Linked DNA regions of Homo sapiens: region 1 is linked to region 2. A link is a loop called in an ENCODE intact Hi-C map of the cell type or tissue named here. Cell type or tissue: IMR-90. All regions are shown on one strand. Links, peaks and the distances in the headings refer to the core of each region. The heading gives the core; the rest is flanking DNA.

Region 1 (12,787 bases), core at 2,400-10,399, 190 kb before region 2:
CACCATGCACTCCAGCCTGGGTGACAGAGTGAGACTCTGTGTCACAAAAAAGAAAAAAAGGAAGTTCTAAATAAGCTTTTTTTATATATTTTTTTATATGGATAATTTAACTCCCAAGGCCAGGAACTAATAACATGTGATGGACATCAAAAAAGGAGAAAACCAATAATCAATGAAATAAATAGAAATCAAGAAACTGAAGGAGGCTGTTATCAGAGAAAGAAAAGGCACAAGAAATTGGATAATCTAGATACCTGGGTAATAAATTCAAGCCTCATGTAAAACAGTGCTGTGATCAGAAAATTTATGTCCCTGGCAAATTCATATGTTGAAATCCTCACCCCCAAGGTGATGGCATTTAGGAGCTGGGGCAATTGGGGGCAATTAAGTCATGGGGAGTCCATGAAAGGAATTAGTGTCCTTATAAAAGAGACCCCAGAGATCCCCTTTGTTTCTTCCATCTTGTGCGGTTAGATGGCTGTCTATGAGGAAGTGGGTCCTCACTAGACATGGATCTGCTAGCACCTTGATCTTGGACATTCCAGCCTCCAGAACTGTGAGAAATAAATGTCTATTGCTTATGAGCCATCCTGTCTATGGTACTTTGTTACAGCAGCCTGAATGGATTAAGACAAACAGCAATGGCTCTATTTTCAATTGAGAATTAACCAAAAGGAAAATGGGTGTTTCAGTTCATTACTCTTAGTTGTACTCAAATGATAATTATGATCATTTACATTATGATACTGTATGGATACACACAATCCCATTTTATTTTCGTAAAAATTTTGAGAGAGAAGTTATTTGTAATTCTTCCTATCAAATCAGTGTAAGCCACCTAATTCCCTGAGCAAAGAGTATAGTCTTGCAGAGCTCAGCTCTGAGGACCAGCAATATGGCAGGATCAGGTTCCTAATTTGCTCCCATCTCCTTAGAAAAGCGAGGGAACATCTGTGGTTTGATACTCTTGGTATCCCTCAGTTGAAGTCAGCGTAGGTCTTTCTCACTACTCCCCCTCTCCCGTTTTGCCTTGTTCAGTGGTCTGGAGACAGTAGAGTAGGCAATGTCTACGTGACTGTGAACAGCACGCTCCTTCCGCTCCTCCTCAGAAGAGATTCCGGCTTCCGTCTTAAGAGGGCAGCCCCACTATTGATCATCTGCTTGTCATTGTCCTCTAGCTCCCTCTGTCAGGTCTTCCTCTAATCCTGTTATCCTTCTTGGAGTGTGATTCTCTGCACCCATCCCACCTCCACCATCTTTGTTAAAATATTTTGCTTTTTCAGCATAATTTAAAACCCAAGATAGGAGGAAGTCTACTCTGAATTATTCTCTTTAGTTCTGACCACCTGGTGGTCAACTCGGAATCTGTATTATTTGCATCATACTACACACAGTATTTCTCATTACAGATGGATCTTTTAGGCATATTTCTCCTTTATTTTCTACCTGAACATAAATTAAAAGGAAAGTGTAGAGTGTTCCTCATTTAAAAAAAATTTCTACATACTAGATAATTTTAATATAGAACACATGATAAGGAAGATCTGCCATGAAACTGTATGAAAAATATTTGAAAAATCAGTTAATGAAGTGGTAATTTTAGTCTGAATGTTTTAAAATGGAATGCCATTAAAAACACTTTAAAATATGGTATTTCTGATACGATTTATTAATCATGAAGAAGCACATATTGTGTTTTCATATCTTAAAACCAACAGAGTGACTTTTGATTTTCAGAGAGGTTTAATGTTCCTATTCAAATTTCAACTGTTTCTACAATTTTTGTTTTAATTGAATGATCTTAAAGTGTTTAGAGATTTTACTTCTCAAACAGGCCCTTTCCCAGGATTTCCTCTCAGAAAGTACATTAAATCTTCCATATTTGAACAGCAGCTTGATCTCTAGAGCTTTCCTCTGTATGTCTATTTAGCAGAATCTGCTCTAATAAGCTTACTTTTCCTTAGGAATTATTCTTTTCAGTCTTTAAATGAAACTTCCACTTCCTTCCAGGATCTTCTTACTACACAATTCATCTGCCTAGACAGTACCTGTTTCTTCCTCTTCTCGATTAATAGTTGTTTGGAATTTTTACTCAAAAGTTTTTCTTGCTATTTATGATAGAATGAATATTAAGTCAAATCTGGAGTGAACTTCCTTGATTGAAATTGTTCTTTGCTGGCATTGAAATAAATGCATGTGGAAGGAGCAGTGATAGTGAGAGAGTCAGCTTCTGTTGAATATCTCTGTAAAGGGACTGTCTTCCATGTGGTTCACTTAGATCTGCTCTCCTCATTTCAGACTCCTTCTCCAGGGCTCCAATATATTCTGCCTCACACTTCCAGTCCCCGCCTGAATGAATGGCCCTCAACCCTTCTTCTGGAGGCAAAGAAATCTGAGGCTTTCTCCATTCTTTTAAATCTTGTAATACATATTAGTTTGTTAGGAATGCCATAAGAAAATACCACAGACAGAGTGGCTTAAACAACAGAAATTTATTTTCTCACAATTCTGGAGGCTAGAAGTCTAAGATCAAGGTGTCAGTGGGGTGGATTTCTTCTAAGGCCTTTCTTCTTGGTTTGTAGATGGTCATTTTCTCTCTCTCTGTTTCTTCACATGATCTTTCCTCTGGGCTTGTCTATGCCCTAATCTCTCCTTTTTATAAGGACAGTCAGTCATACTGGATCCACTTTAATGACCTCATTTAGCCTAAAATTACCTCTTTAAAGATCCTATCTCCACATATCATCACATTCTGGGGTACTGGGGGTTAGGACTTTAACAAATGAGTTGGAGGTGTTGGGGCATAAATCAGCCCACAACACTCTATGTCTTAGTTCTTTGAGCTTTAAGAGCCTATTTGTGAGTTGTTGAAAACCAGCAAATTTATTGTTTCTCCTTCTTTGTCCTTGTTATAGAAAAAAACTAATTTTCCTTGAGGAAATGATTAATTGGTAAGATTATATATAAAGAAAAGCACACATGTTACTATTTTAAGACAGTATTTTACTGCTCCTACACTTGTGCTTGGCACTTCCTAAAATTAATGACCTTGATTAAATATGCACTGACTGTGTCAGTGTATGGAAGAGGAAACTGACCTGCAGAGTATAGGTCAGGTGCATAAGGTCACTTGGCCATTGGTAGTCATGACAAGAATAGAAGGCAGGAATGTCTGTCTGTAAGACCAAAGCCCTAATTGTAACAGTGACTATCTTCAATTTAAATTGGGCAAAAGTGTTTAAGTGTATTATATGGTATTAATGATTTATATTGCTTATAGTTAATGGAAGAAGAATACCAAAAGAGTAACGTGGTGGCCTGAATTGGCTTAGTAATAATTGCTGACATCCATGGTAGTGTCCTCTTGTTGCCATATGGTACTCAATGAAGAATTAACAAACCTTATATTACTGCTTTTGGTCCTAAGGCTTTTGAGCATAGGGCAAGACAAAAGAGAAAGTCTCTCTTCCACACACTAAATGGGGGCAGAGACCGGGCCATTCTGGTTTCTGAGTTTTATCCCACTTCTTGGAGAGGAGTGTCACTTACTTTGTACTTCAGCATCCCTTGCCCCTTGTTTATACTCCTTACAAAACAATACCAATACATGACAGAGCCAGTGGGCATATAAGTTACCGGTATAGGAAAGAATTTCAATGGATGTAGACTGTTTTCCACATTTAAGGATTGTTTTCCTTTCCAGAAAGGAAAATGGCCAATCTAATAATTTTGATGATGATAATCATAATGACAGTGAAATGGTGGAAATTAATTCCATGTTCTATGGTTTGGGCTTTGCATATAATTGTATTAGTGAGCAAAAAATAAAAAAAGATCTTGACAGACCCATTGAAATGGAATAAATTACAAAATTAATCAAATCTATTTGTCATTATTCCTGGCATATTTTATTTTTAGATTTTATTTATAAAAAGATGAATAATTAACTTTACTTATAACAAAGTAAGCTATTCATGGGAACTCCAAGTCCCATAAATTACTTCACCTTTCTTTAAAAGCAATGCAGAAAATATCTGTTGCCACTTTACTATTATCTTATTAGTAATTAAATTTTAATCAGGAATTTGGAAAGTACACATTAATGCAATGATTTGTATACTTGACCAAAGACTATGCGGAGGAAGGTATAAAATGAAAGTGAAGAAAATTATGAGGGATGAAATGGGAGAGAATGTGGAAATGATTTGAGGCTTGGGATTCTGTACTAGGAGCTCAGTATTTCAAGATTCTTTTTTTTTTTTTTTTTGAGACGGAGTCTCACTCTGTTGCCCAGGTTGGAGTGCAGTGGCACGATCTTGGCTCATTGCAAGCTCTGCCTCCTGGGTTCACGCCATTCTCCTGCCTCAGCCTCCCTAGTAGCTGGAACTACAGGCGCCCGCCACCACTCCCAGCTAATTTTTTGTATTTTTAGTAGAGACGGGGTTTCACTGTGTTAGCCAGGATGGTCTCGATCTCCTGACCTCGTGATCTGCCCGCGTCGGCCTCTCAAAGTGCTGGGATTACAGGTGTGAGCCACTGTGCCCAGCCTCAAGATTCTTAAGAAGAACATGAAGGTTTTGGCTTACTTACCCAACAATGAAAGAGAAGAGAGCTGTGTAAAAACAGTGTTATGAAGGAATAAGATTTGTTCATGGTCCCCAACATAGATGAATTAGCTATGTGTTTAAATTGCAGGTTTTAATTAGTTGTAAAGAATTTCCCAACTTTTCAGTTGCAAAATCCAGGAAAAGGTTAATAAAGATAGATCGTTCATTGGCTCATTTAACCATTTAATTAATTTAACTATTATTTGTTAAGTATGTATTGTGTATGAGGCACTGTGTAAGCACTGGGCATGCTTCTATCGTTAAGATTGAGACTATCATTGGCTTTATTTATCTTATAGGCTTTCAGAAACTTTGTCATCTTCATGAATATTCTAATGAATAGACAGAGGTCCCCAATTAAATTGCTACTTCCGAATTCTGAGGCTTTACCTCATTAAATTCAGCAGGGAGTTTTCCCTGTTCTCTGAGGTTTGCTACTATTCCTGAAGTGTGGAAGAGGAGAAGCATTTTCTCTAATCCCATCAGCAAGTGTGGACAACATTTCTGTTTTCTCTCCCTTAAAGTTTCAGGAAGTTTTAAGAAAAAGTTTACTGGAGGCACATTAGAGGTGAGACAAACATCTTGCTTACAGTGGTGGTTTAGGTAGAGGATCCATTTCTTATGTACTGAGTGCTAGTATGCTGAGGAGGGGCACAGGTCTGAAAAAGGGAAAAACAGAGTAAAATGCATCAAAGCTCAAGGGAGAGGTAAAGGATCAATGAGGTAGAGGTTCTATGCAGAGGTGGATGGGCGGTGTCTGTGGGCGTGTATGTTGAAAACAGATGGTGTTATGGATTAAATGTCTGTGTCCCCCTAAAAATCACATGCTGGAACCTAAGACCCAATGTGATAGTATTAAGAGGAGGGTCTTTAGGAGATGATTAAATCTGAAGATTAGTGCCCTTATAAAAAAGGTCAAGGGAACTAGTTAGGCCCTTTGACCTTCCACCTTGGCCATTTTGAGGACACAGCACCAAAGTGCCCTTCTGAGAGCAGAGAGCAAGCCTTCATCAGACGCAGAATCTACTGGTGTCTTGATCTTGGACTTCCCAGCTTCCAGAACTGTGAGCAATAAAGTTCCATTCCTTATAAATTATTCAGTCTCAGGCATTTTGTGATAGCAGCATGAACAGACTAAGACAGATGGGTATATGTTTTTCATTTGCCTGTGGTGTTTGGCCCTTGGCAAGATAGTGACGCATATTTTGAACATCATGTGGCAAGTTGTGCAACATCCTGTCTCTGCAAGAGCTCAAATGTCTCCTGCTGCACCTTCTTCATACTCAGTTGCAGATTGAGTCGAACTCCCGTCTCCAAACCCAGGCTTCCTGCTTAGGAAGAAGAAGTGAGCTCTTACCCGTGCCTTTTTCATTAAATAGGCTCTTTCCCCTTCCTTGTCTCTTGAGTCCAAACCCTTACTTGTAATGAGAACCTGGACTTAACACTTGTGTAGTATTTCAGTTCACTGGATCCTAGCTTGCTCTTGGGACTCTTTTCTCCTATCCTCTTTGAACCAGTTCCCATAACTGGCCATTATTTCCTCCCAAGAGGTTCCCCGATGTTCACTGCCTCTCAGCTGTGGGTTTTTTGTATGCCGGAACGACCCCCTGACATCCTACTCTGTCTCACTAATATGGAATGCTGCCTACATTTCTGCCCTTGTTTGGTAAAGAGGGATTTGGGGGATAATTCTTGACTCATCAGCGACCTTCTCTCTTTTGTATTCAGCTTGTAATCATGCTAATTCTGGTTCTGTGGCTGTCATAGTCAGTTTAGGCTGCTATTATGAACTACCATAGACTGGGTGGCTTACAACAATAGGCATTTGTTCCTCACTGTTCTGAAGTCTGGGGAGTTCAAGATCAAGATGCCTGCAGATTTGGTGTCTAGTGAGGGCCCTTCCTCATAGCCATCATCTCACTCTAACCTCACATAGAAGGGATGAGGGGTCTCTCTCAGCCTCCTATTCATGAGGGCTCCAGGCCTATGATCTATGCACCTCCTAAAGCCCCCACCTCCTAATACCATTACATTGGGGGTAAGAATTTCAACATACGAATTTTAGGGGGTCACAAACATTCAGAACATGGCAGTGGGGTTGTAGAAATATTAGCTAGAATTAAGGATCACTGTGTATACAAACCATAAAGTTGAAAGTGATTGTATTGATTAGATAATATGTTTGCTAAGATTACCTCTTGAACTGTCTAAGATGATAGAGGAAAATAATCCTAGCTGACAAGCTTGAGAATAAATTGGGAGTAACAACCACCTGTCAAGGGAGGGGGCTCCAGAACACTGAGAAGAAGAGGACAGTTGGGCACAGGGGCACCCGAAGAGCATGTGATGCTCAGCCTAGACACAAACTCTGACTGCTGGACCCACAGGCCAACTGCAGCTCTCAGAGGAATGAGGAAATACTTTGAGAAAACTTCTTAGAATTCTATGAGGAACAAACCTGCCATTTTCTATTTGTCTAGAGTCCAGTAACTCTGCCCTGCTGGAACCTGTCTTGAAACCCTTGGGGGTTCTCTGGCCTTTCACAATTCTAAAGCCATGTTGTGCTCCCCGTAATTAAAGGTAGAAGGAAGAAGCTTTAGCTTTGTTTATTATTTTATTATTATTTTTTATTTTTCCATCAGTTATAGGGGTATTGGGGTACACGTGGTATTTGGTTACATGAGTAAGTTCTTCAGTGGTGATTTGTGGGATTTTGGTGCACTCGTCACCTGAGCAGTATAAACTGCCCCACATTTGTAGTCTTTTATCCCTTGACCCCCTCCTGCCCTTCCCTCCAAGTCTCCAAAGTCCATTGTATCATTCTTATGTCTTTGCGTCCTCATAGCTTAGCTCCCACATATTGGTGAGGACATACGATATTTGATTTTCCATTCCTGAGTTACATCACTTAGAATAATAGTCTCCAGTCTCACCTAGGTCACTGCAAATGCTGTTAATTCATTCCTAAAAGCTTTAGCTTTTTGTTCTTCACTCGCCTAAGTAGCATTGGGGGCCACACTCTCTTTTTTGGAAGAAAGAGAAAGGAATTTTAATTACAGTTTTAAAATGCAACCCCAACTTGCTGCAATATTACCTTAATACTTTAGTTTCCTGTCTGAACACTATCCCATGGCTTTCTTATAATAATTTCTTTACTTCTATTTTGGACTGTGATGTATCAGTCTAGTTATTATATTTTAGTCATTAAGTAATTCAATCTAAAAACAAAAACGTTTGTTAAGCGACTATGCTAATTGCTGAGGGTAAATAGTAAAATACAATTCAATCTCTAGTTTTAAGGAGGAAAACCAACAGATGAATCACTAAGTGGCATAAAGTGATATGGAGGCTGTGACAAAAATATGTATAGGATAAAGTGGAGGCAGAAGGGAGAGGGATCAGGTACCATAGTTGAAATGACTTTTGGGTGAGTTTTGAAAGTCCCATAAGTCAATTTCAATGCCTGTTTTGTACTGGCTCCAACACTGGTGTCAGGCCAGACTTGCTTCCCTTAACAAAGTCCTTTATCTTCTCTTGGATTTATCATTCTCATTCACAAAACAGCAAAGAAACAATCACTCCAAAGTGTTATGTTATCTCCAGATTGAGGCTTTAATTATCAGGTCTTTACAATTTATTATAATCTTAAGCAAATGTCCGAAAATGTCATAGTAGAATGGAAAGCAAATTTCTTTGCTCAGAATTTGTAGAAGATTGAAATCTACAAAGAGGCAGCTTAGACCTGGCTTTGGTGAGTACTTAGGTTTCATCAATTTGAGAATGAGGATGCTTCACTGCTTTTAAAAACAGAAACAAAAAACTTACCTGCTCCTTGCATTTTAAGAAACTGGCATTCAACATGTTTTGGGGAATTGGCAGATGGCTTCATTTTCAACATTTCTGTAGTTGTGCCTCTGGAGATGTAGACAGTCCCTGTGGCTTTACTGAAATAGTTTTTCAAGTATCGAGTACCTGAAATTGGGAAGTGGGCCATATTTTTATACATCTAGTGCATCTGGTCTTACCATTTTTCCTGAGTTTGTCAAAGCTTTTAGAAAGAGAAAACCAAAGTTGTCACAAATAGATGGATGGTTTGCCAGTGACCTCACAATAAAAAGTTTTAGATCAAGAGCAAATTTATCTTGAATATTTTTATCAGTGCCCATCAACAGCTAAGTTTCTCAAAGAGAGACACTGTTGGCTGATTTAAAGGGTGTTTGGTAGATAAATATATTATTTGTATCAAAGTGTTATCATCTCTTTCCACCTTTATGTGAATTATGTGACAAACGTTCTATTATCCTTGTTTAGTGAATGATGGGTTTAAGAGCAAATGAGATCAGGTAGTTTGTACAATCTGAGACAGCTGGCATGGGGGCAGAACCAGGAATGAATACACTAACTCCATGTGGTTTCCATTCTACCAGTCTATGGTTGTGCCAAGAATATTCTAGGCTCCTTGAAAACAATGATTATTTTTAACATTTATGTTTCATTTTGTGCCAAATACCACTCTGGGAGTGGATGGTTTGATTTCCTCAATTTATGACACTACTTTCTAGGGATTTGTAGGTTACTATACCAAAAAAAGTCAAAATATGAAACTATAAAAGCCCACTGTCTAACATCTTGTGTTCTTTGAATAAAGTACTGTCAAGAACTGTGAAGGGCCCGAGATTTCATCCTACTTGTAAGCTATCAAGTTAGTCTATCACAGCTTCCTGGAGGCTGGTAGAAGACACAGATTCCTTAGAACAGTAGCAGTAGCCAAAGCATCAGCATTTCTCATGCTATTTCCCTGAGCCTCAGTTCCTACAGAGTGCTGCCAAGAGGGCCAGATAACAACTGCACATGTAATGGATTGCACTGTAGAAGGGGAACCCTGAGCCCAAGATTACCCAAATCTTTTATAGTGGGCAGTAAGCATGCTTGCTTTTTGCTCCAGAGGGAGACACTATCTCTATCTTCCAAAGTTGTTTAATTACAAACATCCTTGAAATGATAGTCCAGAACAAAGGGCAGTTAGGCAGCTTGCAAGATGTGTACTTGCAACTCGAAGACAATTCATGGAGGATTGTCTCAGAATATATTCTCAATTCCTTACATATTTGTATAATCAAGCTTCTCCTTACCTCTGCAGCCTCCTTTAGAGATCCTTCTAGCAGCACTTGCTGTGCTCTGGGCACTCCAGTCCTTTCTTAGCTCTTGAGTTGTGCCATGCTCCATTCCTTCAGAGGTCTGCCACAGGGTTTCCTCTGTCCAGAAGTAATCAACCTCCACCCTCGGCTCCTTATTCTTCAGGTCCCAGCTTCAACCTAAGTTCCTTAGGAAAATTTCTGACTTCCCACCAGCTCCTCGGTGCCTTGAATGATTTGAACTATTACCTTATGTGTAAGCTAACAAGTTACTCTACCAGTTCATAGATGCTGGCAGAAGACATGAGCCTCCTGGGTCAGATATAACTTTATTACTCACTGTATAGCAGGCAGCTGAGCTGCATGTTCTCGTCAGTTTCCCTTGTCCCTGAAGTCTCATTAGGGTGATGCAGAGCAGCCCAGGTCAATGCTGCACACAAGTGGGTTTGTACCAAAGCTGAGGAAACTTGAGCTTAAGAAACCCTGATATTCTGGAGGGGAATGCCAGCAAATCTGTCCAGTCTTTTCCCTGGAAGGAGACATTGTCTTTACTGTACTAGTCAGGAAATAAATCTTCCCTCTGCTTCAGAAAGAGGCATTATCGTTATTGTCCAAGGCTATTTATTATACAAACATCCTTAAAAAGAAAGTTTTGAACAAAAAGTGAGACAAGATGTGCATAAATGTAAAAGACCCACACACAACAGTCTTCCAACACTCTCCACTACACTGTCTATATTACAGTAGGTTTACCTTGTAATAAACTTTTACAAAACTGTTTATTTCTATAGCGCTTACTACAATTATATTTAGGAAAATGTTAGTGCAATTATTTGTTTAATTTCTATCTTCCTCACTAGGTTCTAAATTACATACCAATAGAGACCATATTTATTTTGTGTCATAAACATGTAACTCTGCAAAGCCTATCTAAGCTGTACCATAGAAACTTGTTGAATGAGGAATATGATTGTGGCCTCCCTAATGGCTTGGAGCCTCCTTTGCGAAGCCTCCTAGCATTACACTTCCTGCACAATTGCAATGATGCCTTTACTTCTCTGAATCGTCTACTAGATTTGAAGCTTCTCCACAGGAGAGTCATCATTTCTTTCCCAGTGGCTAAAACAATGCCTTGCACAGAGTAGCAGCGTAGTGAATATGTACTTTTATCAATACATATCTAAAACTCCATATCAAAGCAGTCTTAAGATGGTAAACTGCTTTTGCAGCTCATTTCCTAATGTCCTGTAAGAAAAGAGATAAATGAATAAAAAAATCTAAAATTATATCATTTTGATTCTGTGTTTCATTCATACTTAACTGAAAGTGGAAAAGTAGGTAGCTTATTTGGACAGCAGCAATTGTTTGATTTGAGATTATCAAATCTTTATCAAGTAAATGTGATCAATAGCTTTTTAAAATTTTCTTATGTATCCGACATTTTTAAATTATTTATTTATTACCCCATTGTTTAAAATATTTAGCTCAAACTTTTTATTTTAATGTGTGGCATCATAGCTTTGTTGAAAGTGAATGGGCTTTGGACTGGAAACACTACGATTTCAATTTTGCCTTGGTCATTATGAATTCAGATAAGTTGTACCTCTTGTTTTTTTTCAACTCAAAAATAGGGGGATATTATACTTGTTTTATTGTGCCAGGAAATGAGCACTTGTCATTTGTTTGGGAAACACAACATCCTTTGGTTTAAAATTGGGAAAATTCTTTACCTTGTGTTTTGGGGGTGGTGGAGACCTCCTTCCCCTAGAAAGCTGGAGATCACCTTTATACTAAAGCACAGGGATGTAACAGAGGATCTGCTAGGCAGGTTCACCCACTCCAGTTTTTGACTTTGTAATTAGTGACACAATATAGTTGCTAGTGACACAACGTGCTTCCTCTCTGTCCCTCTTTCTGTTGAAGTGGTCAGTAGCCATGATTATGAGGCGTAGGTCTCGGCACAGAAGTGACAGGGTAATGTCCAATGCTTGATGGTGGCAGCAACCCCTTCCTCATCACATCAGTCCTGCAGCACAGTTTTGGTGATCATTTCTGGAAACACATTCAGCTTGGTTCTCTACACTCCTGCTGATTCTGAGAGCTTCTTTTGATACCTTTAATTTCGTTTTCTGCCTACTCAGTCCAAGTCAGCTTCTGTTGAAAACCTCGAGTGATACAGACTCAGCAGATGCATCATTCCAGTTTATGTAGGTCCAATGGGTTTGGCAAGTGAGAGTCAGGCTTGTAGGATTAGGTTAAGGCTGGGTTAGGAAGCTTCCAGCAAGCCCTGAGCCTGGGGCCTTAAATGGCTAATATTATAAGCATTGCATACAATTATTTGGTTCAGAAAGATGAGAATGGGACAGTCTTCTATGATTCAGGCATACACATACATTCTTTCTTTTGACTTTGTTTCTTCTAACGTTTGGTCTAACTTAATGATGAGAATGAAATGTACTGTTCATTTGCCAGGGAAGTGTCGAGAAAGGGTGTTCAGTAAGTATGAAACGCTGCTGTCTAAACAGGAAGGGGCAGCCAGTATGGAGGACACATCAGTAACTCCATTGAAATGGAAGCACTTACAAAAGTTCTCAAATTGCCCAACATTTGCACCAAACTATGCATTTTGGGGTGGAAGTGTTTAGGTTCCCTGATCATTAGTATAAAACTTTATGTGCAGAGTTAGCCTTTAATTTTGCTTTTAAAGACTTTCTAAATTCTCTAACACTACAAAAAATAATAAACTATAAAAAATCTACACAATTCAGCTTTAGAGAAATTGGGGTGTAAAAATGAGAGACAAGGTGTCTTTTAGAACCCTGGACTTAGACACACGAGGCTCTGATTTCTTCTCCCCTAACTCACCTACTGCCCAGCTCTATGACAGATAGCAGGATGCTTACACCCTCCTTGCCTCAGTGTCCTCATCTGTGAGGGTGGGTAACAATTTTTTTTTTTTTTTGAGAAGGAGTTTTGCTCTTGTTGCCCAGGCTGGAGTGCAATGGCATGATCTTGGCTCACCGCAACCTCCGCCTCCCAGGTTCA
Region 2 (12,787 bases), core at 2,502-10,501:
TCCTCCTGCAGCTGATCCTTCAGTGTCTCATCCCCTACAGAGTCAAATATGATTACCATTTCTTATCATTCTAGGAATCATTTATGTATGGATATGTGTGTGTGAAAGTGTGTGTGTCTATAATTAATATAGATACATTCCTTTGTTATACAAGTGAAGCTCACTATATCTTGCTACCTCCACATAATAAGAGGTCATGAAATTTTAAAAAATCATTCGTTGAAGATTTGCTTTATTGTTTTAGCAGCTACATAGTTTTCCTTTTAGGCATAGGTCATAATTTCATGAATCCCATGTTGATGACCATTTTTTGTTTGCAATGGGTATTTTTTAAAAAAATATATACATGGCTGGGTGTGGTGGCTCACAGCTGTAATCCCAACACTTTGGGAGGCCAAGGTGGGTGGATCACCTGAGATCAGCAGTTTGAGACCAGCCTAACCAACATGGTGAAATCCCATCTCTACTAAAAATACAAAATTAGCTGGACTTGGTGGTGCATGCCTGCAATCCCAGCTATTTGGGGGACTGAGGCAGGAGAATTGCTTGAACCCAGGAGGTGGAGGTTCAAAAAAAAAGTATATGTATGGTATGACATATATATGTATGAGTTAATCCAGTACCAGTTTTTAATGCCTTTTTCCCCGATTTTTAAAAATATTATGAGGTGACTTGTTATCAAAGTATATATATAGATTGGTCTTTTCTCATATATGGTAATATGTGATTAACATAAAAATAGAATAATACAGAAGTGTATAAAAAAGGGAAATAACTAGATAGGACCATGTTTCTTTTACAGTGATTTTCCTATGTATAGTTGACTTAGTTGATATTATACCATAATCACTGATTTTTAGAGATATTTAACATGCCAGTATCATTGGTCTTTATGGATGTTATAAATTTGAGTTTGCTGGCATAAGTATCTGTCTTTCATTGACTTATTAGGCTTCAAAATGAAAACATAAAAATAAACAATGACTCAGGTATTATAATATGAACTTCACTGATACAGAAAGCCATTACTTGTCATTTACAGTGGCTACTAGTTATACTGTCTGTCTTTACTTTTCTAAGGGGGAAAAAAGTTTTGTTGACTCATTCTTTAGGCAAGGTGATTCAGTCATCTAAATTGTTGTATCATCCAATGTGAGATCCAATATATGTCACTTAAACTGTGAGAAAAACAGTGTGATGTGCCATATACAGTCATGTGTCACTTATCGACAGTGACATTTCCTGAAAAATGTGTCATTCAGCAACTTCCTCACTGTGCAAACATCATGGAGTGAACTTACACAAACCTAGATGTACACACCTAGGCTATCTGCTATAGCCTATTGCTTCTAGGCTACAGACAGGTGCAGCATGTTACTGTACTAAGTACTGTAGGCAAGTGTTAGATAATGGTAAGTATTTGTGTATCTAAACATACCTAAACATAGAAAAGATGCACAAAATAAATGGTATAAAAGATTTTTTAAAAATAGTACACTTGTGTAGGGACTTACCATAAATGAGTCTTGTGGGACTGGAAGTTGCTTTCATGGGTCAGTGAGTGAGTGGTGAGTGATTGTAAAGGCCGAGGACATTGGTGCACAATACTGTAGACTTTAAAAAACACTCTTCACTTAGGCTGCACTAAATTTATGAAAAATATTTTTCTCTCTTCAATAATAAATTAGCTTTCCATAACTGTTTTACTTTATAAACTTTTTAATGTTTTTGAGCTTTTTAATTCTTTTGTAATAATACTTAGCTTAAAATTCATTTTACAGCTGTACAAAAATATTTTATTTACATTCTTATTTTATATGCTTTTTTTCTATTAATTTTTAAAAACTTTTTCAATATTTTTGTTAAAAGCCAAGACACAAACACACACACTAGCCTAGACCTACACAGGGTTAGGATCATCAATATCACTGTGTTCCACCTCCGTATTTTTTCCCACTGGAAAGTCTTTATTGATAACATGCATGGAGCTGTCATCTCCTATGATAACAATAACTTCTCCTAGAATATCTATTACGGTTAACGTTTTTTCTTATAAGTAGAAGGAGTACAATCTAAAATAATAATAAAAGGTATAATATAGTAAATACATAAACCAGTACCATAGTAACTTTTTCTATCATCAGGTTTTATGTACTGTACATAATTGTACGTGCTGTACTTTTATATAATGAGAAGTGCAGTAGATTTTCTATATCAGCATCACCACAAACGTGGGTAATATGTTGTTCTATGATGTCACTAGACGATAGGAATTTTTCAGCTCTGTTATAATCTTTTGAGACTGCTGTTGTATATGTGGTCTATCTGTGACCAAATGTTACGCAGCACATGACTGTATCTTGTTATTCTGAAGATTTATCTCACGATTAGTTTATATAACCCTCAGATACTTTTCTTAAATGAAGGTACATAGGTGCAATAAATATTTCATACTTGCAAATGGCTTTCTCTTGCTTTCACACATGAAAGCTAATTTGGCTGGGTATAAAATTCTGGGATCACAACTTTTCCTACCACAACTCTATAAATTGTTCTTTATTGTCTCCTGGCAACTGCAGGGAGAAGTTTGATATTAACCTGAATTTCTTCTTTTATTAGTAATCTATTTTCCAACTAACTGCTGTTTTCATTTTTTAAGAGATTTTTTAAAAATCCTGCACTTATTCCAGTTAATTCGTTGTTTTTAGAGAAAGTTTTCTATTACATTATAGTTTCAGCTATTCTATGCTGATGGTTCTGCCTTTCCATCTTCAAAGACGCTGGAAAATTTTCTGTTGCTTTCGTATCCTCAGTTCTGTCTATATTTCATTTGTCTTTTGAAATTCTTTCTTCCATTACTTTTTTTCTGTAATTCTGGGAAATCTTTTATATTCTGTGAGCTGCATCACTGACTTGAGTTTGTACTATTTCTCTTCTACTCCTTAATTACATTGAATACAGATTTTAATTTTGCAATTGCATATTCAGTTTCCTTTCAATCATCTATTTTTTTACTCATCTCTTTTCCTAATTTTGTCTTTAAATCACAGTGAATTTATTTTTTGTTGGCTTTACGTTTTATTCTCTCCTGTTGTGATTTCCAAACATATTCTGGGTCCTGCAGTATACTATTTTTGGAGACATGCTCTTTTGAATCATTCTTCCATTTCCTCACAAAATATTTACAGAGTTTTCATGGAACAACTTCTACATGGTTGGAGTACATAATCTAGAAGTATTATATTAAAATAGACAAAAATTTAGTTAGAAACTTAATAGGAAAGTAAGTAATATAGCATGTTATGTGTTAATTATATAGCTTTGGGGAAAACTGAACAGCAAAATAGACTGGGAATGAGAGGAACAATTTTAATGGAGTCTAAAAGGTGATCTTTCTTTTCTGTTTTTTTACGTTACTTGTTTTTACTTTGGATTGGTGTTTCTAATTTGTGGACAGACAGTGAAGTTGGAGCCTCAAATGTTCTTTCTACTTGATTCAATGTGAGCAGGCTCAGTAGTGGAATAGCATAGTTATAGTTGGTTGCCAATGAGTGCATTTCAGTCTACTTTCTTCTGCTGAGTATAAAATTTTCCATATTCTCTCTCTGTAGGCTCTGAATTGTTATGGAAATGAAGAAATATTTTTTTTTTCTAGCTGCTTTTCTTAGTTGTCTTTGAAAGTTGTTTTGTTGATTTCTTGCTAAAATCCTGGGTTCCAGCATTTGCTTTTCTAATAGACTAAATTTAGGATGAAGGATGTAATCTGAGGTAGTCATCATAGCTGTGAAGAGATTACAGAAAGGGGAAAACACACTAAGAGTCCACATTTAGAGCAAGGGTGGGCCTTCTCATAATTATCTTTTTTGTGTTTGTACTTCACTTCAAGATCAAATGAGAAAGTGTGTAGGAAACTAAGGTGCGAAGACGAAGTGTGATGTGGAATAGTGGCTTTCATATTTCTTCTCTGCCTCCCAGGCCCTAGAATCCTTTTTTTTAAATTGAATTTCTAACATGTATAAAACAGATAAATAGATCTATTTGTGCATGTGCTATGCGTGTGTGTGTCTGTGTAAGTGTATCTGTGGTGAGGCAGAAGTGGAAGTGTTTTGTATCCAAGGGAAGGCTGCCTGTTTCTATAGGAGGGCAGGACTTTGAGGTCACACAGATTTGCCTTTGTACACTGGCTGGGCCACTTTTGATTTGCCCTTAACATTGTAGGCCTTGGTATCAGTGGGTTTTAAAATGTCATAGGTCAGAAAAATTATGGCATTAGATTGAAAGACTTGCCTTTTGTATGGTCTCTTGTGTAACAGTATTTAGCATGTGGTATGTGCCAGGTTTTAAGTGTTTTACATATGTTATGAAATTTCATTCTTATAACAACCCTATAAGGTGGTTGTTTCCATTATTCACATTTTTGGATAAGTACGCCAAAGCATTGAGAAATTAAACAATGTGCCTAATCATGCAGCAGGCACATGCCATTGTGGTGTTTTAAGCCTACAGAGCCTAGCTTGTAGTGTTGGCACTTATAACCTCTTAACTCTGACCTCTGCCTCTAGTGGCCAGGGGAGCCAGACCTGTATTGAATTACATTTTGAAAAATGTAGAGTATCTATGTTGTACCACAAATTTTAAGTGAACTGATGATATATGTTCGCCTTTCCTCCTAATGGTTTAGGGACTTAGTTCTAAGACCCTATCTTTCTAAGTGGAAGGGCTATGCCATTGTTGCCTTTGGAAAACACTTTCTACAAGTAAAAATCGTCACCTTTGGAAAATTACTGTCTACAAGTAATTTGCAAGAAATCAGTATGAAAAACACTGGACTATATCTCTGATGTGTCTCCCAACACTTTGTTTACTTGTAAATATTGAATTAAGTAAAGTATATCTGCCTTTACCATGTGTGAGAAAACCTTGTATGATATTTAGGCTAAATGGCATTACTCTTTTGATGCTGAGGGTACAGTTTTTAAAAATGTAAACATATGCCCTTTTTTCTAATGTGTATCTTTTAAAAACTAAGATACAGAAATAAATTATTTTGAAGATATTTGTCAAAATAAAAGTGTACATGGGAGCCGAATCCCATACCAGAGATGAATTTTAAAAATGGTAATGGATATTGCATTAAATTGAGTTTAATCGATGCCCCTTAATGGTTTTAGTGATGTAGCCTTTCATCTAAATGACCCAACTTCAGCTGTCATCACTCAGATTCAGGATCTGTATAGTTACACATCATTCAGGTGGGTTGGCTGTCACTTGCTTTCTCTCTCCTGTCTGAGACAGACAGTAGTTGATGAGTTTTGAATTGCTACCACAAGGTAATAGTCAAGGCACGGCTCGTTCCTTACACCCTTATTTCAAGTAAAATTATATTCAATATAGACAGTCAGTACTTGAAAACCTTGAGTTTTATCTCTTCAATCTATTCTGCCTTATTGCCACCAATATTTCATTTTTTTTGGCCTCAGTTTTCCACTTTGTGTAGTGATGGGGTCAGAATTCTATTGGCTGTGTCTATGCTTACATTTAATGATTTTGCTTAAAAAATTCAGAGGCTTTTCCCACCTCAGTTCGTGGTGGTTTATATTGTGAATATAAAAATTAATAGGCCATCTTAAACAAGATACGGTCGAGCAATTCTGTGAGGGATGTCAAAGTTAACGCCTTCAAAATAACAGGCTTTGCTGTCATAAAATTATTATACCACTTACTAATGAAGGATTAAATATTCTCACAGCTGCTAATGTCTGTTTGGCTAGGAGAATGAAAGGTGAACAGTAATTTAGAGCACTTCATTTCACAGATTATTTGACTGAATATCAAGTAGCTGTTTTCTATGGTTGCGTATTCTGCAAAGTGAAGAGTGTGAAAAGAGAATTTTGACTCAACCACTCCTTACTTGAAATATGTTTCAGGAGAGAAAGTGCTATCATCATTAGCATCATCATCATTGCCACCATTATTTTTTATTGACATCAGACCCTTATTCTGAGCTTCAGTGGTACTACCTGAGCTATGCTTGGTGGCCATGAAAGTGACTTTAGCTGGCTGATACTCATGGACTGCTTACTATGTGGCATGCTTCATGCTAAGTTCTTTATGTTTGTTATATTATGTATTCCTTTTACTGTTTTATACATGGGGAGACTGAGGCACATAGCAGTGTGTAACTTTCTCAGTGACAGAGTAGCAGAGCTAGGATTTAAACCAAGACACCTGGGCTCTAGAGCCTGAAGTCTTAACTGCTATGCTACGTTACCTTCAGTACACTTGAAAATAAATTTGAATAAGTCTATTTGCAGTTGAGAAAAATTACTGTGAATCAAAGATAGCATGGATTTCTTGGCACTTTAGATTACTTATGTCCACCAAGATCCAGCTTTCTAAAATGAAAAAAATATATGTTATGTCTAATGTGTTACTTTAGGACAATTTGATGACAGAGGAATTATATAGTTCTATCAGTTTACTGCTATAGTAGACTTTTATTTATTGATTTTATGGTTTATTGTTTGATGCCAAGTCTGGTCAGGAATACAACATCAAATTATATTGGAAAAGTCTTTTAACAATACTCTTTAAAGTGTGATTTCCAGAAAGTGCTTTGTGATAGAAGTTCAGATTCCTAATTTATGATCTCTTTCAATACACAGGAAAACTTAAGTTACTCAAATTTTGTGCTAAGAAATAGTTCTCCATTTCCTTAATGCTACAGAATTATTTTTCTTCTCCTCTTGGAATAAGAGGAGAATCAGATCATCAGTATTTAAATAACACATGAATTTACAGCAATTGACAGAAATATAATTTTATTACGCCTTGAACAGTTCTCTCTTGATTGGCTTGAGCTTCAGATAAAATAGTTGGCCAATATTTAGTGCTCGTGTTTTATTAACAAAATGCATATCTTTAAACACTCGAAATGAAATCCAGAATAGTTAAATATTCTCACTGTGAGACACTTGTGGAGCCTGAGAAGGACTATGAGAACAGCATGCATTTCAAATGTATTCAGGAAACAGCTGGGAAAGTTTGGAAACAATCTACAGGTAGATTATTATTGTTCTTTGGCAAAATTTCTTTGCAAAGGAATAGCCCTTCAACGTTTAGCTGCAATTCTAGGTTATATGAATGTATCTTGCTACCAAAAAATGTTTGGTAGAAGCTCATTCAAAAAATAACATAAGAAACTTGTAACTTCCTATAGATTTTGAAATTTACAACTGTCATGTAGGATTTTATTATGTAAGTTGCAACTAAAAATAGCAAGGGAGCCATCTTGTGAAATACTGTTTGAACTGCAGGCGCGGTTGTTTCTGGGCCAAGAGGAAGTTTGATCACTTAAAGTTGACACAAAATGTCAAAACATCCCTTTGATTTACCTACTTTAATCAATGCATTTGTTTTGATGCACCTATATATACATACTTTCCCAGTCTGACAAGGTAAAACAGTGCATATTTGCAGAATGGCATGTCCCAAACCAGATTTATATGTTGTAGTTATGCAACTGAGAAAAACGCTAAGTTTGAGGACCCATATCTCTCGCCTTAATCTCAAACACTTGCTCCAAGCAACTGAATTAATAGTTTAAATCTCAGCTTTAACATTTAACAATTGTTTAACTTTGTACACATTACTTCACTTCAGTAAATCTCACTTTCCACATTCAGAGAGTGGGGATAACTAGTTGTACTTAAACCTCGTAGGATTGTTGAGCAAGTTAAAATAAGCGTACACATGAAGGGATCAGCATGGTATCTGATATGCAGTGAGATTGTGAGCATTCAAGAAATATTCGCAATTACCCTTTTTATTGGTAATGAAAATTATTTTATTATTGATGAAAATATAGTAATAGAGTGATGTCATAGCTGTCTAGAAGAGATAAATCTAATCAATATTGTTCTATGTACAAAGAGACAGAGGCAGGTTTACCTCGAGACTGAAAATTAAGACTCCTCATTTGTATGGGTCTTCTTTTTAATTTTTATTCATTTTTTTTCCTACAGAGCCTCATATAGCTTGCGACCCATAAACCTTGCATCTATGACAGGGGCATGAATCAGAATCACCTCTGTAGGTATTTTAAAATGCACATGTACCATCCTCCCTTTCCAGAAGAAAATAATTTAGTTGTTCTGAAGTGGATTTTTAAAGTTCCATATATGATTTTGCTATGGATCCTTAGTTTAAAACTGGTGTTATAGAGGAACAGTGTACGATGTGTGAAAATTCTAAAATGAACAGATCTTTTCACAAAGATATTGTCTTGTAATTAGAATCATATTTTTCTGGAATCATATTTCTTCTTCAGTGTTTGATTAGGCTCTTTCCTCTGCATAACAGTAGCTTTGACTCACTTTTCTAAAAACACGAGATGTGGCCTGGCGCAGTGGCTCATGCCTGTAATCCCAGCACTTTGGGAAGCTGAGGCGGGCGGATCACCTGAGGTCAGAAATTCGGGACCAGCCTGGCCAACATGGTGAGACCCTGTCTATACTAACAAAAACACAAACATTAGCTGGGTGTGGTGGCAGGTGCCTGTAATCTGAGCTACTTGGGAGGCTGAGGTAGGATAATTGCTTGAACTCAGGAAATGGAAGTTGCAGTGAGCTGAGATTGCACCATTGCACTCCAGCCTGGGTGACAGAGTGAGACTCTGTCTCAAAAAACAAAAAACAAACAAACAAAAACACGAGATGTGATTGTCATTTCACTCTGATTTCTAAAAGGTTTGCTCTTTTTAGGTTGCTTATTGAGGGCATCTCCTAAATGTATGTTGCTCTTTTTTCTCATCCTACTTTCAACTCTTTTGCCCTGTATTATTAATGTTGTTTTTCTGCCTCTAAAGTAATTTAAATGGTTCTGTATTGAAATGATATTTTAATTATTATTTTTTTATTTTCTTTTCCTTTTTTTTTTTTTTTTTTGGCAGGGTCTTGCTCTGTTGCCCAGGCGGGAGATGCAGTGGTGTGATCATGGCTCACTGCAGCCTCAACTTCATGAGCTCAAGCAATCCTCCCACCTTAGCCTCTTGAGCTACTGGGACTGCAGGTGCATACCACCACACCTGGCTAATTTTTTTTTTCAAAGATGGGGTTTCTCCACGTTGCCCAGGCTGGTCTTGAACTCCTGGGCTCAAGTGATCCACCTGCCTCAACCTCCCAAAGTGCTGAGATTACAGGCATGACCCACCATGCCTGTACATTAATTATTTTTAAGGGTGTTTTTTTTAAATATGTACGTATCAATAATTTTGCTTTTCCTTGCTGTCCAGAATAAAATAAAAATGAGTACAAGTAATTAGAACAGTAGAACTATCTAGATCTGAATATGTCTATTCAATTAAAATATGCGGTATTAATAAAAACCTATAGATTGCTCTTTTCAATTCAGCATATTTTCTTGCATATCTGCTCTGAGCAAATCCCTATACAAGATATATAAAGGAAAGAAAAATAATTCCCAGAGATTCTCTGCTCCCAACAAGTTTATGATTAAGAAGAGAGACAAAGCCTGTAACCGAATGATGAGAGTTCACGTTAGAGTAATACATAGTTCCTCTAATGGCAGAAAAGTACTATGTATGTTGAAAGAAGGCAAGATCACAGCTGGTTGAAAGGGTAAGGAATGACTGTGTGTGAAAGTGGTGTGAGGTGGGAGGAAAGGACAGACAGGATTTCAACACGATAATTGAAGGTCCACCCTTGTGTCAGCTAGAGGGAGAAAACAACATAAAAATGAAGGAATCGGGAAAGTTCAGCTTATTTTTTTCAGCGAGTAATGATGACTCTGAAGTTTCTAAAAGGTAGAGAGCAATGGTACACCGGGGAGTCTTGGCACAAGGGGAGTGATGATTTGTGCTGAACGATTTTGGAACACTTAAGGGTTTTGAAACTACAGAATATCAAAACTGAAGCTGCGCTTTAGAAAGAGTTGGTTATTAGGAGATGGATTTGTGTGAGAAAAAACACAGACAGGCTGTTTTAATGCTTTGAGGTAGTGGCGGTGGAACTGCTAGGAAGCAGGGAAGGAGAATGGAGGGGTTGTGGTGGTAAGGAGGTCTGCCTCATTGCCTACAAAGCCTTCTGTCGTCTGAGGATGAGTGAGATTCAGGAGCTCTGGCCCTGTGGTGACAATTTATGTTATTTAAACATAATCAAATGGTGGTGATAGATGCCATGAGTGTTCGGGAGAAGGAAAAGATTAAGGTATTCCCCAGAGCACACAGAGTTAGGAGACTTCCTCGGCACATCTGTCAGTGGGCATAGGGATGCTGGAGAAGAGACAATCTTCTATGAAAAGATACTTTATGAAGAAAGTGTTGTAATGCAACCCATGAGGTGTTAAAGAAAAAGGTCACTAACAAAGAATGGCAAGACAAAGTGAGTTATGGCCATAGTTATCTGCTAGCCTTTCGCTAAGGTCAAAACTCTGAATTACTAAAGGGAGGAACATGAAATAAGCTAGTACGATTATTTTTAAAGGAAGCATGCTAATCAGAAGTTAACTCAATAAGTACGAAGTGCAGATAAAACTCATGTGCAGAAGAGATTTTGAAAGATAATCAGGAGTCACTAGTGGGATATCTTCATGTAATATTTTTCTTAACCCCACCATTTCAGTGAAGGCCACATTGAAAAGCTGTTTGACAATTAGGTCCACACTCTGAAACTTTATCAGGTATTCTTGAAAACCTCAACATTCAAGATGAGAGACTGCCTGAGTAGAATGAAGAGAGGGCTACCACGAAGCATAGACTGTAGGAAGATAACTTTAGGAAGCATTTAGGTATTGTTTAGATATCCAGTGGGAATACCAGGGCTATCATGATGACTAAAACATGGCCCCTGACCTTACGGAACTTCTGATTATAGAACTGATCGTTATGATCTAGTAAGATCAGTCTTAGTAAAGGGAACCCTGCATGCAGGAGGGGTTCAGATCCAGTCTTGGGACTATGTATTGAGGGCTTAAAGATGGCTTCTTGGAGAATTGATATCTAACCCAAGTAACAACAAAATAATTCTTAGGCATGAGCCAGGTAAGAGCAGGGGGCATGGGAGAATGTGCATTTGAAGCAAGGAAAGTAACATAATCAGAGGGGACCAATAGGGAAATATTTCGGTTTGGTTAACTTATTTGTATTCTATTTGTTATCTTATGTGTATTTTGCCTGTTGCTTGTTTTCACATAGGGTGAATTTTTTTTCTCTGAAAGAGTAATCAATTTCTCCATCACTATTAATTGAATAATTGTTTAATTTCCAACGTTTGTGATGTTTTTAAATGTAATGATACGTTTAAAAATTAGTATGCAGCATTTCTGACCTTATTCTGTTCTTTTCTGCTTCATTTCATCCCATTCTACACTAGCTCAAGCTGTTCTCTAAAATTCTTGCATATAACTTACAACGATTACTTTTAGGTAATTTTTATATTTCCCTTAATATCATGAATAAATATTTTTCCATTTCACTTAGCACATTTAAGATAATGCTAAAATATTATAATGATGTTGTTTTCCATATTTTAATCATGCATTCAGCTATTTTACTAAGCTTTTCTTTATTCATCTTCCAATTTTCTTTATTCAATTTTCAATATTCTCCTTTATTTACTAGGTATTTAATTCCACGCACAACTAATATATTTGTCTCCTTCTTTAAAATAATTATATTTTTATTTCTTTTCTTTCATTATACCTGCTAGAACTTTCAGAGTAATGATAAAAATAGTTGTAAAATGGATATCATTTTTCCTGATTTTAAGAGAATTCATCCAGTTGTGCTGTAATATTGAATATGATATTAAATACTTTGAGATAGATATTCTTTGTCATGATAAAATAATTTTATATTTCTAGTTTTTAAAGAAATAAAAGAAGTAGTACAGACTATTGTCCAATGTCTTCTTGATCTATAAATGTAATATATTTATAGGTATTCTTTTCTCTCATTATTTTGCTATTGGTTAATATTTCAAATGTGTAGAAGTGTCTAGAGAAAAAAATATTGCACATCTACCTTTATCAGATGTTAACATTGCTTCATGCTGTTTTGTTGTTATTATTGAACAAAACACAATATAGACAGTTGAAGGCCCTTCCAATCTCATTGAGTAGGCCACCCTTATTCATTGGTTAGTTCATCCTCCTAATTTTGGTAGAATCTGATGCCTGCAAATATGTTTAGTTCTGTTTCTGAGCTCTTTATTCTTTTGGATTGGTCTGCCTCTCTCTGTTCAGTACCCTGTCCAATACCATATTGTCTTAATCATATTGCTTTTTAATTGCTAATGTGAATCTTGATATCATGTAAGGCAAATCTTTTGACTTCATTATTTTTTGTCCATTTTAAAAACATTTATAGATGATTTTTATATAAGTTCATGAAGTTCCACTAAAAACAATTCCAAAATATTTATTGTAAAGTGCATTATATTTATGCATAGATTTGATAAAAATTGATACCTCTTCATTCCTCCAGGTCTTTTTTTATGTCATTCATTTTGGAACTTTCGTTTGTAATTTTATCCATACAGTACTTTCATATTATTGTATTTATTCTTATAAATCTTTGTTGCTGTTGAGGTTTTTTTGTTTGTTTTTTATTATATTTGTGATGGTTATTTCTGGGAGTGTAGGAATGTTGTAGTGTGGGGAATAAGAACCCAGGAATTTTAGCCTAACCATGCTTACCTTACTTATTGAACGTCTACATCTTTTTAACTCTTGTCCATTACTTCATGAAATTATTCTCATTTACAGTAAT

Evidence for each region. Hi-C counts contacts between places; a loop is a spot of excess contacts. Peaks named below come from ENCODE experiments on the same cell type or tissue, not always from the same donor. Only the 100,000 strongest peaks of a DNase experiment are listed, where the experiment ranks them.
Region 1: a loop joins it to region 2, with 2.6 times the contacts of the local background. A loop is called at or near these places in 2 of 110 quality-filtered maps.

Annotation. Positions count from the first base shown.
Region 1 is chr1:214,951,696-214,964,482 of GRCh38, forward strand. All of the region lies in intron 1 of LOC124904510 (a long non-coding RNA gene), which reads left to right. Among named protein-coding and RNA genes, the nearest start is that of KCNK2, 120 kb to the right of the region's middle. In IMR-90, for the core only: no CTCF peak of the experiment used is centred there; DNase peaks (open chromatin) are centred at 5,816 and 6,256; H3K4me3 peaks cover 371 bases; H3K27ac peaks cover 2,381 bases.
Region 2 is chr1:215,139,154-215,151,940 of GRCh38, forward strand. The region is part of intron 3 of KCNK2 (potassium two pore domain channel subfamily K member 2); the gene reads left to right. Among named protein-coding and RNA genes, the nearest start is that of KCNK2, 63 kb to the left of the region's middle. RefSeq lists an enhancer at 12,601-12,787. In IMR-90, for the core only: a CTCF peak has its summit at 7,297; a DNase peak (open chromatin) is centred at 7,298.